Regions from separate parts of the Homo sapiens genome. Here region 1 is linked to region 2. The links are chromatin loops, found by intact Hi-C in ENCODE. Cell type or tissue: Caco-2. All regions are shown on one strand.

Region 1 (8,000 bases), 420 kb before region 2:
TAAAGGAAAGAGGTTTAATTGACCTACTGTTCCACATGGCTGGGAGGCCTCACCATCGTGGCAGAAGGAGAATATGAAGAAAAGTCACATCTTAATGGCGGCAGGCAAAGAGCTTGTGCATGGACACTCCCATTTATAAAACCATCAGATCTCGTGAGACTCATCCACTACCACAAGAACAGTATGGGGGAAACTGCCTTCATGATTCAATTATCTCCACCTGGCCCTGCCCTTCACATGTGGGGATTATTATAATTCAAGTGAGATTTGGGTGGAGTCACAGCCAAACCATATCACCCCCTTACCAGCTTTCTCTAGTTTCAGAAAGGATCATCACTACTTCATTGTTCTACTTCAAGAATAGTGAAAGGAATTTTTGAATGACATGTTGTCTGACTAGTTGCATGTTAGGTCAACTTGGTAATAAAAGTATCCTCTAGGGATTAAAATACCATTGTTAATTATTCATTCCTTCAGGTGATGGCATGAGAAATATCATTTTTTTTTACTATTTCTTTTGGCCACTCAAAGGCTTTCTTTATTACACATTTAAAACATATGATAAAATGCCATCTACTGTTGTTTTTTTTATTATACTTTAAGTTCTGAGATACATGTGCAGAACGTGCAAGTTTGTTACATAGGTATACACGTGCCATGGTGGTTTGTGGCACCCATCAACCCGTCATCTACATTAGGTATTTCTCCTAATGCTATCCCTTCCCTAGCCCCCACCTCCCAACGGGCCCTGGTGTGTGATGTTCCCCTCCCTGTGTCCATGTGTTTTCATTGTTCAACTCCCACTTATGGGTGAGAAAATGTTTGGTTTTCTGTTCCTGTGTTAGTTTGCTGAGAATGATGGTTTCCAGCTTCATCCATGTCCCTTCAAAGGACATGAACTCATCCTTCTTTATCGTTGCATAGTATTCTATGGTGTATATGTGCCATATTTTCTTAATCCAGTCTGTCATTGATGGGCATTTGGGTTGGTTCCAAGTCTTTGCTATTGTGAATAGTGCTGCAATAAACATGTGTGCATGTATCTTTATAGTAGAATGATTTATAATCCTTTGGGTATATACCCAGTAATGGGATTGCTGGGTCAAACGATATTTCTGGTTCTAGATCCTTGAGAAATCACCACACTGTCTTCCACAATGGTTGAACTAATTTACACTCCCAACAGTGTAAAAGCGTTCCTATCGCTCCACATGAGAACCATCAACTTTTTAAATGGTGATGTTATCTGGAAGAGCCACATGTCAGCCAAGTTTGTCATTACAACTTCCAGGTTGAATTGGGAGAAGTAGCTGGTTTACTTGTATGCTTATTTAACTTGTATTTCTCCTTATTCCAGATGAGACTTTAAATGATTGAGGTGTGTCTAGTTTATCTATACCACTAATTAACTGCACAAACTTTGGCTAAAACTCAGTTTCCTCATCTTCAAATTGGGGAAAATAAACTCTCATCAGATAAGTGTTTAAGATTGAATGGAAAAAAAATCTGTGGAAGTTAATTGTACAAAGAACAGTACCTGAATTCATATCTGTGTTATCTGTCATTAGTTTGGGTTAGGGTCCTAAAGAAATGAGACCTGCATGTGCTTTTGGAAAGGGAGCTGGGGTGAGATACTGGGTACTGTTCAGCTTTTTGGCATTTTGGCCAAGAAAGTTTGGCATTTTTTACAAAGCCAAATGTAGTCTTACCATTTGATCTAACAATCATGCTCCTAGGTAAGCAGATGAGTTGAACGCCTATACCCACACACACACAAAAATCTGCACACAGATGTTTATAGCAGCTGTATTTATAATTGTCCAAAATTGGAATCACACAAGATGTTCTTTAATAGGCAAATAGATAAACAAACTGTGCTACATCCTTACATAAAATATTACTCAGCAATAGACAGAAGTGAGTTATCAAGCCACAGAAAGGCATGAAAGAAACTTAAATGTATATTACTAAGTGAAAGAAGCCAATCTGAAAATGTTACATTCTTTCTGATTCCAGCTATATGACATTTTAGAAAAGGTAAAACTATGGAGACAGTAAAGATCTGTGGTTGCCAGGGATTAAGGGGAAAGGAGCAGGATGAATAGGTAGAATACAGGGAATTTTTAGGATGGTGAAACTATTCTGTATGGTGTTGCAATGGTGGATATATGAAATAATCAAAAGCCATAGGACTGGGCTGGGCTCACTCCTATAATCCCAGCACTTTGGGACGCCGAGGTGGGCAGATCACGAGGTCAGGAGATCGAGACCATCCTGGCTAACACAGTGAAACTCCGTCTCTACTAAAAAAACACAAAAAGTTAGCCGGGTGTGGTGGCACGCACCTGTAGTCCCAGCCACTCGGGAGGCTGAGGAAGGAGACTCGCTTGAACCTGGTAGGCAGAAGTTGCAGTGAGCTGAAATTGCGCCACTGCAATCCAGCCTGGGCGACAGAATGAGATTCCGTCAAAAACAAAACAAAACAAACAAAAACACCCATAGGACTGTAAAACACAAAGGGTGAACCCTAATGTAAATTATTATTAGTTAATAATAATATATCAGTAGTGGTTTATCAATTGTAACAAATGTGCCATAACTACGCAAAATGTTAAAAACGGGCAACTGTGGGTGGGATAGATGGAGTATATGAGTATTCTCTGTACTTCGTGCTCAGTTTTTCTATAAACCTAAAACTGCTCTGAAAAAATAGTCTTAATTTAAAACAAAATAAAACAAAGTTTATGTGCTTCACACTTAGATGCTGTTAGACACTGCCACTGAGACTTTCCATAGAACCTCAGGGTAATATGTGCAGAAGCACTTTTGTTTATTAAATTTACCTTCTAATCTTGTCCCAAAAGGGATTTAATTTTGCTGGGTAGTAAGGCCTGGGTATCAGTCCCATAGTGGCAAGTAAACCGTGTAAAGTCTCAAAGCTGGTGCTGGAGTCCAGCTATGCTCATGTTATGCTCCACCAGATGGCCTCCAGGGCAATGGCACTGGGGAAAACCATGAGCACCCTTTTGTTTTCTCCTTGTTTTGCAGACTGTCTGCCTGAAGGCCTGTATGTGTTTAACATATAACTTCTCTGACTTCAGAAATTTGTTAAGGGTTTCATTCTCCTAATTTAAGCCTAGAATATATCTTTCCCAAGAAGAAATCCTCTTCATTACTTCAGGCACAAAAGGAATTTGTGAACAGCTTTAGACATTTCAGTTCAGATAACAACCCTTGTTCTTTCCTACTGCAGAATGTTTGCTCTTTCATATGCTCAACTTTCAATCCTATTTGCTCTAGTTCATTTTATTTATCTTTAATAATAGCTTATCATTTAATCTTTTATTGTTTGTAAACTTAGCAATCTAAGAAATATGGTTGAATAAATGCAATGTACCACAATAGAACTACTGTTGTTACAGTAGGTAGGTAGTCTGACATGAGCAGGGCAGCAGAGGGCCCCCACGCACACCAGGAATGTCAGGCAACCATCAGGTCATGGTCAGGAGGTTGTTAAACTGCGTCTCTAAAATAATAATTGGCTGCAGCTGGCAACAGGGAACGGCCATCTCCCAATGAATAGAAACACCTGAAACTGGTGGTCAGCAGCTTCCCGATAAGATTTCAGGAGTTGGGTGAGTAGGCTCAAGCATGCACACTAAGAGGCAAAATGGTAGAGTTTAACTGGTACGTGACCTTCCTCTAGGAACACGTGACTAGTAAAGGAAAAACACCTCAAGTCACTAAGAGGCAAAATGTTGGAATTTCAACACGTCTTGACTAGTATGGGAAAAATGTCTCAAGTGAGCATGCCTAAAATTTCAGTAAACACACTGTGCTTGCAGCCCCTCCCAAGTGCAGGTAGGCTGCTGCACGTGTGGATGACCTGAGCCCAGGGAAGAATCAGGGAAGAAGGGACACAACCCACAGAAAGCATGCCAACGTTTAAAACCCCAAGTCAAAGGTTAACTGGGCACTTGAATCTCTCAAGTTGCCCCCTTGGCCTTCTTCCAAGGGTACTTTACTTTTGTTCTTCCTCTAAAACTTTAATAAACGTTCATTCCAGCTCTAAAACTGACATACATCTTTCCCTCTGCCTTATGCCCCTCTGTAAAGTTATTTCTTCTGGGGAGGCAAGAATTGAGGTTTCTGCAGACCTGTACAGATTTGCTGCTGCTAACATACTTTGATGATGTGTGACTCCAAGGCAGTGTTCTGGGGGTGGCTAAAAGCTCTTGTCGCATGCTCCACTTTTATCCTTTCCTTAAGAAAGCAGTGCCATCCCCTAAAGAAACTCTGCAAAGCCAAGAGAACAGAGTTGCCATGTTAGCTCTCTATCATTCGGTCTCTCTAAACAACAACATGTGTAGTCTCTGACCTACATTCATTTTTGCCATCAGCAAAATTTTTCTTTTCTTGTGGAAAATTAACTATGTAACTAGCCATACCTGAGGAGACCTAGAAGCTAATCCTTTCATGGGTTTAATTTCCTTAACCAACATTTCCCAAAAGATAGTATTGGTAGATGAGATTTGATGTGATACATAAATAGCAGTGGTACATGAGTTATGCATTTATTTTATTTGACATTATAAAAATATAATCGCACATCAAATCTGTGATTTGATGGACATTATTCCTTAGGAAGAGTAGAAGAGTATTTTTAGAGAAAAATTGTATAGTTGGCAACTGGTTATGGCAAACCCATAGAGAGAAAAATCAAATGACAAAGTCTGGGAAACATAGCTTTCAACAAACGAAAGAGGCACATTAAATTTTTCTAATAAGTTACTGTAATAACTGATTCTTTGGCTTTCTTAACAAATAAATGGGAGTTCTATTTTAGTTTTTTGAGGAACTTCCATACTGTTTTCCATAAAGACTGTACTATTTACATTCCCACCAACACTATATAAGAGTTCCCCTTTCTCCACATCCTCCCAGCATTTGTTAGTTTTTGTCTTTTTGCTCATTCTAACCTAGGTGAGATTATATCTCATTGTGGTTTTAATTTGCATTTCCCTGATGATTTGTGATGTTGAGCACTTTTTCATTTTCCTATTGGTCATTTGTTTGTTTTCTTCTGATAGAGATATATTCTACTAATTTGCCCTTTTTAAAATCAGAATTGTGTGGGTTTTCTTTGTTTCTTTTTTATTGCTGTTGAGTTATTTGAGTTCCTTGTGTATTCTGGGTATTAATTCCTTGTCAGATGAATAGTTTGCAAATATTTTCTCCCATTGCTGTGCAGAAGCTTTTTAGTTTGATATAACCCCATTTGTTTATTTTTGCTTTTGTTGCCTGTACTTTTGAGGGCTTCTTCATAAAATCTTCACCCAGAATGTCCAAAAGTGTTTTCCCTAAGTTTTCTTCTAGTAATTTAATAGTTCTGGATCTTACATTTAATTCTGTAATAAATTTCAAGTTTATTTTTATATGTAGTGAGAGGTAGGGGTCTAGTTTCATTCTTCTGCATATGAATATTCAGTTTTCCCAACATTATTTTTTAAAGAGACTGTTTTTTCCCCACTGAATGTTCTTGTGTCTTTGTTGAAAATCAGGTAGCTGTAAATATGTGGATTTCCAGGTTCTCTATTCTGTCCCATTGGTAAATGTGTCTGCTTTTATGCCAAGACCATGCTGTTTTGGTTTTCATAGCATTGTAGTATATTTTGAAGTCAGGTGGTAGGTTGCCTCCAACTTCGTTCTTTTTGCTCAGGATTACTTTGGTTATTGAGGGTCTTTTGTGGTTAAATATACATTTTAAGATTTTTTTGTTTATTGCTGTGAAGAATATAATTGTTGGTTTGATAGTCATTGCATTGAATCTGTAGATTGCTTTCGTTATTATGGTCATTTTCACAATATTAATCTTCCTTTTCATTAATATGGGATGTCTTGTTTTGGTGTCCTTTTCTTATTTTTTCATCAGCATTTTATAATTTTCTTTATAGAAATATTTTATCTTTTTTACCTTCTTGGTTATTTCCTCTATGTATTTTATTTTTGTAGCTATTATAAATGGAATTTCTTTCTTGGATTTATTGGATATCTTTTTCTGCTATTTTGTTGTGGGTGTATAGACATGCTACTGACTTTTGTATGTTGATTGTGTATCCTGCAACTTTGCTGAATTTGTTTTTCAGTTGTAAAATTTTTTGGTGGAGTTTTACGTCTATATATGAGATTATGTTGTCTGCAACCTGGGACAGTTTGCCTTTCTCCTTTTGTATTTGGATGCACTTTATTTTTTCTGTTGCCTAATTGCTCTGACTAGGACTTCCAGTACTATGGTGAGTATGACCCAGCAATCTCACTACTGTGTTTATATCGCCCCCCTCACTGCCAACCTCCAAAATGAAATCAGTATACCAAAGAGATATCTGCACTGCTATGTTCATCACAGCACTATTCACAATAAGCAAGATATGAAATAAACCTATGTGTCTATTATCTGATGAGTAAGTTAAAAATTGTGAACCAGCCTGGCCAACATGGTGAAACCCTATCTCTGTTAAAAATACAAAAAAATCAGCCAGGTGTGGTGCACACCTGTAATCTCAGCTACTCAGGAGGCTGAGGCATGAAAATCACTTGAACCCAAGGGGTAGAGGTTGCAGTAAGCCAAGATCACACTATTGCACTCCAGCCTGGGCAGCAGAATGAGACTTTGTCTCAAAAAAAACAACCAAAAAAAAAAAAAAAGCTGTGGTACATATACACAATGGAATACTAGTTAGACATAAAAAAGAATCAAATTCTGTCATTTGTAACAACATGGATGAGCTTGGAGACATTATTTTAAGTGAAATAAGCCAGTCACAGAAAGATAAATACTGCATGTTCTCACTCATATGTGGAAGCTAAAAAAGTTGGTTTCATAGAAGTAGAGAGTATAATACTGGTTACTAGAGGCCAGAAAAAGTAAGGTGAGTGAAGAATAGCCAGAAGGTGATTAATAAATATAAAAGTACAGCTGGAGAGGAGAGAAAAGTTATAGCGTTCTACAGCACTAGAGGGTAACTATAATTTTAACAACAATGTATTGTATATTTTCTAATAGCTAGAAGCACAGAATCTGAAAGTTCCCAGCACAAAGAAATGAAAAATATTCAGTTATAGATATGCTAATTATCCTGATTTAATTATTACACATTTTATGCATGTATTGAAATATTACCCTATACCCCATAAATATGTACAATTATTATATGTCAATTAAAACTAATAATAAAAGCAAAAAATTAAAAATAAATAAATCTAACTTAACAGAGCCATCAAGGGAAATAAAAGTCAAAGAGAAGCTGAATAGCCTTAGTATTGTGTCTAGCAAGTCTTAAGCCTAACTCGATCTTCTGAATCAAACTTTCCTTCAAAGTTAGGTAATGGCTAGAAGTTTGGGATTCTTTGTAAGAACTCTGTTCTTATAACCTAGCCATCCGCAAAGAATACAAATCTACCTGGATGTCTCACAATATTTTCTGTACACTATTGCCAAGGTAAACAAGTATTTAACTCTCAAATCTACTTTTTGAATATTTTTTCCAAGTTGATATCTTTAACTGACCAAGACGAAAATCTCTCATATCCCAACAATCACCATGGCCTATTACTTCTACCTCTTTAATATCATACAAATGAAATAACTTTTACTCATCATTATTACAGATTTCTAGGCCATTATTATTCCTTTCCTATTTTAGGACCCAATTTCTATTTCACTTTCTCCAAGGAACCTTCCCTTACACTCAGATACAGGTTGGAGTGCCTTCAATTATTTCCCTAAAACACCTATTTCTCATAACATCAATCACAGAGAGCGAGTCCATCACCTCTACCCTCTTAACTCTTTCTTAGAAATCCTACCTTTCTTAGAAAGCCTACCTGTCTGCAACTGGGAATGAATGGAATGAAGCTCAAGGATTAAGTAATATTTAAACCTTGACCTTCAGTGAGGCTGAATGTTTGTCCCACTAAAATTCGTATGTTGAAACTCTATC
Region 2 (8,000 bases):
AGTAGGTAAATTCAATACCTCACTTTTAACTATGGATAGATTACCCATTTAGAAAACCAGTACAGAAACAGTGAACTTGAACAACACTATAGAAAAATAGACCTAACAGACATAAACAGATCATTCTATCCAATAGCATTACAATACATATTCTTCTCAAAGGCACAAGGAATATTCTCCAGTATGGATCACATGTTAAGCCACAAAACAAATCTTAACAAATTTCAGTAGACTGAAATTATATCAAGTATATTTTCTAACAATAACAGTATGAAACTAAAAATCAATAAGAGGAAAATTGGAAATCTTATAAATATGCAAAATTAACAAATACACTCCTAAAGAACGAATGAGTGTAAGAAGAAATCAAAGGGGAAATCAAAAAATATCTTGAGACAAACAAAATTGGAAATATAACGTACAAAACTTACAGGGTGCTGAGGAAAAAAAGCTCAAAGAATAAAGTTTGGTGCTATAAGGTCTACATCAAGAAAAAATAAAAATCGCAAATAAACAACCTAACTGTATACCTCAAATGAACTAGATTTTTTTATTTTTTTTTTTGAGATAGAGTCTTGCTCTGTTGCCCAGGCTGGAGTGCAGTGGTGCAATTTCGGCTCACTGCAAGCTCTGCCTCCCGGGTCTGAGCAATTATCTTGCCTCAGCCTCCGGAGTAGCTGGGACTTCAGGCACCCACCATCACGCTCAGCGAATTTTTTGTATTTTTAGTAGAGACAGGGTTTCACCATGTTAGCTAGGATGGTCTCGATCTCCAGACCTTGTGATCCACCTGCCTCAGCCTCTCAAAGTGCTGGGATTACAGATGTGAGCCACCGTGCCTGGCCAAAAGAACTGGATTTTAAAGAAGCAAATGAAGCACAAAATTAGCAGAAGAGAGGAAATAATGTTAGGAGTGAAATAAATGAAATAGAAACTAGACAAACAATTGGAAACTTCAACAAAAATAAGAATTTTTTTTTAGATAAACAGAATTGACAAACCTTTAGCTAGAGTAAGAAAAAAAGAGAGGAAACCCAAGTAAAAATATAAATTAAAGGGAAAGCATTTTAATTTATACCACATAAAGAACCATAAAATTCTACTGTTAAAAAATTATATTCCAACAAACTGGATATAAATACACTGAACCGACAGCACATTAAAATAATCATATGAAATAATCAAGTAGGATTTATCTCTGGGATGCAAAGATAGTTCAACAGACACAATAAACATGAAGACATTAACAGAATGAAAGAAAAAATAATATGTTTATGTCAATAGATTCAGAAAAAAAAGCATTTTGTAAAATTCAACACCATTTTATGATTTTAAAAAACCTCTCAAGAAATTAGGTAGGAAGGAATGCACCTCAACATTATAATAAAGACCATATGTGACAAGCCCACAGCTAACATCGTACTTATTAGTGGAAAACTAAAAGCTTTTTCTCTAAGGTCAGGAAAAAGAAGTGTATGTGCACACTCACACTTCTATTCAACATAATCCTGGAAGTCCTAGCCAGAGCAAATAGGAAAGTAAAAGCAATAAAAACCATTCAAATCAGAAAGGAAGAAGTTAAATTGTCTCTGTTTGCTCATGACATAATCTTACATATAGAAAATCCTAATGTCTACACACACACACACACACACAAACTGTTAGAAATGATTAATGAATTCAGTAAAGTTGCAGGATACAAAATCAACATATGAAAATCAGTTGTGTTTTTATACACCAATAACAAACTATCTGAAAAAGAAATTACAAAAACAATGCCATTTGTAATAGCATTAAAACAACACAACATTTATGCATAAATTTAACAAGGAGATGAGAAATCTATACTCTGAAAACCACAAAATATTTTTTCACACTCTTTAGACACTACAGAGTGAAAACTATAAAACATTGATGTGGCCGGCGCAGTTGCTCATGCCTGTAATCCCAGCACTTTGGGAGGCCGAGGCGGGGGGGTTCACCTGAGATCAGGAGTTCGAGACCAGCCTGACCAACATGGAGAAACACCGTCTCTACTAAAAAATACAAAATTAGCCGGGTGTGGTGGTGCATGCCTGTAATCCCAGCTACTCGAGAGGCTGAAGAAGGAGAGAATCACTTGAACCCAGGAGGCGGAGGTTGCGGTGAGCTGAGTGCGCACCATTGCACTCCAGCCTGGGCAACAAGAGTGAAACTGCGTCTCAAAAAAAAAAAAAAAAAAAATTGATGCAAGCAATTAAAATAGACACAAATAAACCGAATGATATCCCATGTTCATAAACTGGAAGAGTCAATATTGTTAAAATGTTTATACTACCCATGGAAAACTACAGATTCAATGCCAGAGGCACTTTCTTTTTTTTTTGTTTCTTCTTTTTTTTTTTTGAAACAGAGTCTCGCTCTGTCGCCCAGGCTGGAGTGCGGTGGGGCGATCTCGGCTCACAGCGAGCTCCGCCTCCTGGGTTCACACCATTCTTCTGCCTCAGCCTCCGGAGTAGCTGGGACTACAGGCGCCCACCACCACGCTCGGCTAATTTTTTTGTATTTTTAGTAGAGACGGGGTTTCACCATGTTTGCCAGGATGGTCTCCATCTCCTGACCTCGTGATCCGCCCACCTCGGCCTCCCAAAGTGCTGGGATTACAGGCGTGAGCCACCGCGCCCGGCCTCCAGTGGCACTTTCACAGAAATAGAAAAAATAATTCTAAAATTTGTATGGACTCACAAAGAACCCTGAATACCCAAAGCCACCTTGAGAAAGAACAAAACTGAAAGTATTACACTTCCTCATTTCAAATTATTTTACAGAAGAAGGAAAACAGGAATCTTCCAGAATCGTTAAGGACACTCCAGATCCCAGGAAGGAGAATGCTGGCAAACAGCCCCCATGATGGTGTCTGACTGATAAACATGAGTGAAGCCCAGTCTGCGAAAGAAGCAGAGACATCCTCTGTGACTCTTCTTTACACTGGGGATCTGTGTAACCCAAACCTTGAGCAACCCAAACCTAGAGAGTGCGCTTTGTTTCTCCCAAACCCTGGCGCTAACTCGGGAAAAGGCCAGCTACTCGAGACACTGGGAAAGACACCGGGAAAAGGTACAGAAATTTTCCCACACCTGGACCTAGAACTGGACACCATTTTTAATTCAGGTGAATACAAAGTCAGCCATTCTTTGGACATTTGCTGGCATGCTCACACAGGCATTTTAGACTCAGATTGGAGCACCTGCTCTCCTCCATTCCATTGCAAGACTGGAACAGGAGAACTGCTATAGCTGTAGCTTCTGCTGAAGAGTGAGACTTAAGCCAGAGCCATCTTGGCCACCTAGAACTGGTCTGCATGTGCCATTGTTGGGGCCTTAGGCTGTTTCCCTAAGATCATGGTGTGGCACAGCCCTCTCCACTCCACACCCAAGCATATCTCCAGGCATCTGGAGCACCCACTTGTCTGGTTCAGCAGCTTGATTCACCCTATCCTTCCTGGACATAGATCATGGTGCAGCGAAGCTTTTTCTGCTCCGTTCCCAGGCAGATCTCCAGGCATTCCAAGCACCTGCTTGCCTGGATCAGCTGCCAGAGCTACCCTATGCAGAGTGCCAGACCTCCTATGCAGAGATCTTGGTGCAGGGGAACCCTCCTTGATCCATGCCAGGCAGATCTCCAGGCATCTGAAGTACCCATTATCTTGGATTAGGAGTTTAGACCCCTCCCCCACCATACACACACACACACACACACACACACACACACACACACGAGACACATCCCCATGCAGAGAACTTGGGGCTGAGTAGGCTTCCCAGCTCTGTGCCAAGGTATATTTCTGCGTGCCTGGTGTTACCCACTGGATTCTCACACAGCACAGGTGCTTGTGCCTGCCATCAGGGGACCTGCCCAATTCAGTCCCACCAATTGTTGCCCCCACTGCCTCCGGGCTGAGCAGAGAACTCACACCACTGTGCATTCCATGAACCAGCCCATTGCCTCAGGTAACAAAGAGCTTCTGCCAGTAAACAAGGATCAAGTATATACCCAGCCATGTTGGCCACAGCCAGCTCTTACCTATAAGTGCCATCTGCTGGCTCGTTGGTCAAACTGCACAGCCCAATATAAAATCTGCCAAAAACAGTGCATAAGACTATAGAAGTAAAGCCAAAAGACCCTATTCAGCATTCTCTACAGTTGCATCCCCTGGTGAGGTAGAGGGGAAGAAGGAAACAGAAAGGAAAAACATATATATTACAGGGAAAGAAAGAAAAAGAAAAAATCCCTCCTGCACAAAAATAATTACAAAAATTAGAAGTGCCGGTGTCTCCAGATGAGAAGGAATCAGTGCAAAAATTCTGGCACCATGAAAAATCTGAATGTAGTAACACCACCAAAAAAATCACACTAGCTCTCCAGCAATGGTCACCAACAAAATGGAAACTCGGAAATGACAGATAAAGCATTTAAAGCATGGATTGCAAGGAAGCTCAACAAGCTCCAAGGTAAGATTGAAAATCAACACAAAGAAACTTCTAAAGCAATCTAAGAAATGAAGGAAAAGATAAACATCATGGAACGAAATCAATCAGAGCTTCTGGAATTTAAAAACTCACTTAAGGAATTTCAACGTACAATTGAAAGCTTTATCAATAGCCTGGATCAAGCAGAAGAAAGAATTTCAGAGCTTGAAGACTAGTCTCTTTAGCTAACCCAGACAAAAATCAAGAAAAAAGAATTTTTTTAATGAACAAAGTCTTCAAAAAAATATGGAATTATGTAAATTGACTAAACCTACAAATTATTGGCATTCCTGAGAAAGAATGAAAAGAGAAGGATAAAAACCTGAAAAACATATTTAAGGGAATAATTCAAAAAAATCCCTAATCTTGCTAGACAGGTAGACATCTAGATACAAGAAATCCAAAGAACACTTGTGAGATACTATTCAAAATAAACATCACCAAGGCATATAGTCACCAAACTGTCCAAGGTCAACACTAAACAAAAACTCTTAAAGGTTGCTAGAGAAAAAGGTCAGATGACATACAAAGGGAAGCCCATCAGGCTAACAGCAGAAATCTTACAAGCAAGGAAAGATGGGGGGCCTGTTTGCAGCATTCTTAAAGACAAGAAATTTCAGCCAAGAATTTCATGTCCCACCAAACTAAGCTTCATAAGCAAAGGAGAAATGAAACTTTTTCAGACAAGCAAGCACTAAGGGAATTCATTACCACTAGACAAAACATATGATCATCTCAATAGGTGTGGAAAGAGCTTTCAAGAAAATCCAACATCCCTTCATGATTAAAAAAAAATGAAAAACCTCAAGAAATGATGTTCCTCAAGAAGGAATATACCTCAAAATAATAAGAACCCTCTCTGACAAACACAGAGCCAAAATCACACTGAATGGGTAAGAACTGGAAGCACTTCCCTTGAGAACTGGAGCAAGAAAAGAATGCCTACTCTTATCACTGCTAACATTGTACTAGAAGTGCTAGCCAGAGCAATCAGGCAAGAGAAATAAATAAAAGACATCCAAATAGGAAAAGAAGAAGTCAAACTATCTGTCTTTGCAAATATGATTCTACACCTAGAAACCCCCTAAAAGCGCCGCCGCAAAAAGGCTCCTAGAACTGAAAAATCACTTTGGTAAAGTTTCAGAATACAAAATCAATGTACAAAAATCACTAGCATTTCTATGCACCAATACATTTAAGCTGAAAGCCAAATCAAGAATGCAATCTCATTTACAATGGCCATGCAAAAAAAAATAATAATTTAGGAATACATCTAACAAGAAGATGAAAGATCTCTAAAAGAAGAACTACAAAACACTGCTAAAAGAAATCATAGATGACAGAAACAAATGAAAATCTTTCCATACTCATAGTTTGGAAGAATCAATATTGTTAAAATAGCCATACTACCCAAACCAATCTACTGATTCAATGCTATTCCTATCAAACTACCAACATCATTTTTCACAGAACTAGAAAAAAATTCTAAAATTTATATGGAACCAAAAAAGAGCCCAAAACAGCCAAAGCAATTCTAAACAAAAAGAACAAAGCCAGAGGCATCATACTAACCAATTTCAAACTATACTATAAAGCTACGGTAACCAAGCAGCATGGTACTAGTACAAAAACAGACACATAGACCAATGGAACAGATAGAGAATCCAGAAATAATGCTGCATACCTACAGCTATCTTACCTTTGACAAAGCTGACAAAAATAAGCAATGAGGAAAGGACTCTCTATTCAAAAAAATGGTGCTGGGATAACCGACTAGTCATATGCAGAAGAATGAAACTGGACCCCTACCTTTCACCACATACAAAAATTAACTCAAGATGGGTTAAATATTTAAATGTAAGAGCTCAAAGTATAAGAATCCTAGAAAAAAACAGAGGAAACACCATTCTGGACATTGGTCTAGGAAAAGAATTTGTGACCAAGTCCTCAAAAAAAACGTATAAGTGGGACCTAATTAAACTAAAGAGCTTATGCACAGTAAAAGAAACTATCAACAGAGTAAATAGACAAGCTAGATAGAATGGGAGAAAATACTTGCAAACTACACATCAGACAAAGGTCTAATATCCAGAATCTATGAGGAACTTAGACAATTGCATAAACGAAAAACAATCCCATTTAAAAATGGGCAAAAGACATGAAGAGGCACTTCCTCAAAGAAGAGATACAAGTGGCCAAAAAACATATTTAAAAATGCTTGGCATCACAAATCATCAGAGAAATGCAAATCAAACCCACAATGAGATACCATCTCACACCAGTCAGAATGACTATTATTAAAAAGTCGAAAACAACAGGTAGTGGCCAGACTGTGGAGAAAGAGAACACTTTTACACTGTTGGTGAGAATGTAAATTAGTTCAGCCACTATGAAAAGCAGTTTGGTGATTTCTCAAAGAACTTAGAACAGAACTACCACTTGACCTAGCAATCCCATTACTGGGTATATACCCAAAAGAAAATAAATCATTCTACCAAAAGACACATGCACTTACATGTTCATTGCAGCACTATTCAAAATAGTAAAGACATAGAATTAACAAAGGTTCCCATTAAAGGTGTACTGGGTAAAGAGATTGTGGTACATATACACCATGGAATACTATGTAACCACAAAAAAGAATGAAATCATATCCTTTGCAGCAACATGGATATAGCTGAAGGCCATTATCTTAAGCAAATTAACACAGGAACAGAAAACCAAATACCACATGTTCTCACTTATAAGTGGTAGCTAAACATCAAGTACTCATGAACACAGATTCCAACAATAGAAACTGGGGACTTCTAGAGGGAGGAGAAAGAGAGTGGGGCAAAGGTTGCAAAATGAGTATTGGGTACCATGCTTTGTAACTGGGTTGGATATTATTCATGCCCCAAAACTCAGCATCGTGCAATATACCCAGGTAAAGAAAAATCTGCACATGTACCCAATGAATCTAAAGTAAAAGTTGAAAAAAAAAGTTACAAAGCTATGATAATCAAAACAGTATAGTGGTTGCATAAACAAAAACATAAACTAGTGAAACAGAATAGAAAGCCCAGAAGTAAACCCATCCATTTGCAACTAATTTTTTTAAATTTTACTTCAAGTTCTGGGATACATGTGCAGAATGTGCAGGTTTGTTGCATAGGTATACATGTGCCATGATGGTTTGCTGTACCTATCAACCCGTCATCTAGGTTTTAAGCCCCGCATGCATTAGGTGTTTGTCCTAATGCTCTCCCTCCCCTTACCCACCACCCCCTGACAGGACCAAGTGTGTAATGCTCCTCTCCCTGGGTCCATGTGTTCTCATTGTTCAACTCCCACTTATGAGTGAGAACATGTGGTATTTGGTTTTCTATTCCTGTGTTAGTTTGCTGAGAATGATGGCTTCCAGCTTCATCCATGTTCCTGCAAAGGACATGAACTCATTCTTTTTTATGGCTGCATAGTATTCCATGGTATATATGTGCCACATTTTCTTTA

The links. Hi-C counts contacts between places; a loop is a spot of excess contacts. Peaks named below come from ENCODE experiments on the same cell type or tissue, not always from the same donor. Only the 100,000 strongest peaks of a DNase experiment are listed, where the experiment ranks them.
Region 1: a loop joins it to region 2, with 16 times the contacts of the local background. A loop is called at or near these places in 2 of 110 quality-filtered maps.

What each region holds. Positions count from the first base shown.
Region 1 is chr6:81,586,675-81,594,674 of GRCh38, forward strand. No RefSeq gene overlaps it. Among named protein-coding and RNA genes, the nearest start is that of TENT5A, 160 kb to the right of the region's middle. RefSeq lists a silencer at 2,845-3,033. In Caco-2, no CTCF peak of the experiment used is centred here; a DNase peak (open chromatin) is centred at 3,487.
Region 2 is chr6:82,002,251-82,010,250 of GRCh38, forward strand. All of the region lies in intron 3 of LINC02542 (long intergenic non-protein coding RNA 2542), which reads right to left. Among named protein-coding and RNA genes, the nearest start is that of LINC02542, 96 kb to the right of the region's middle. In Caco-2, a CTCF peak has its summit at 4,091 (motif pointing left); a DNase peak (open chromatin) is centred at 4,051.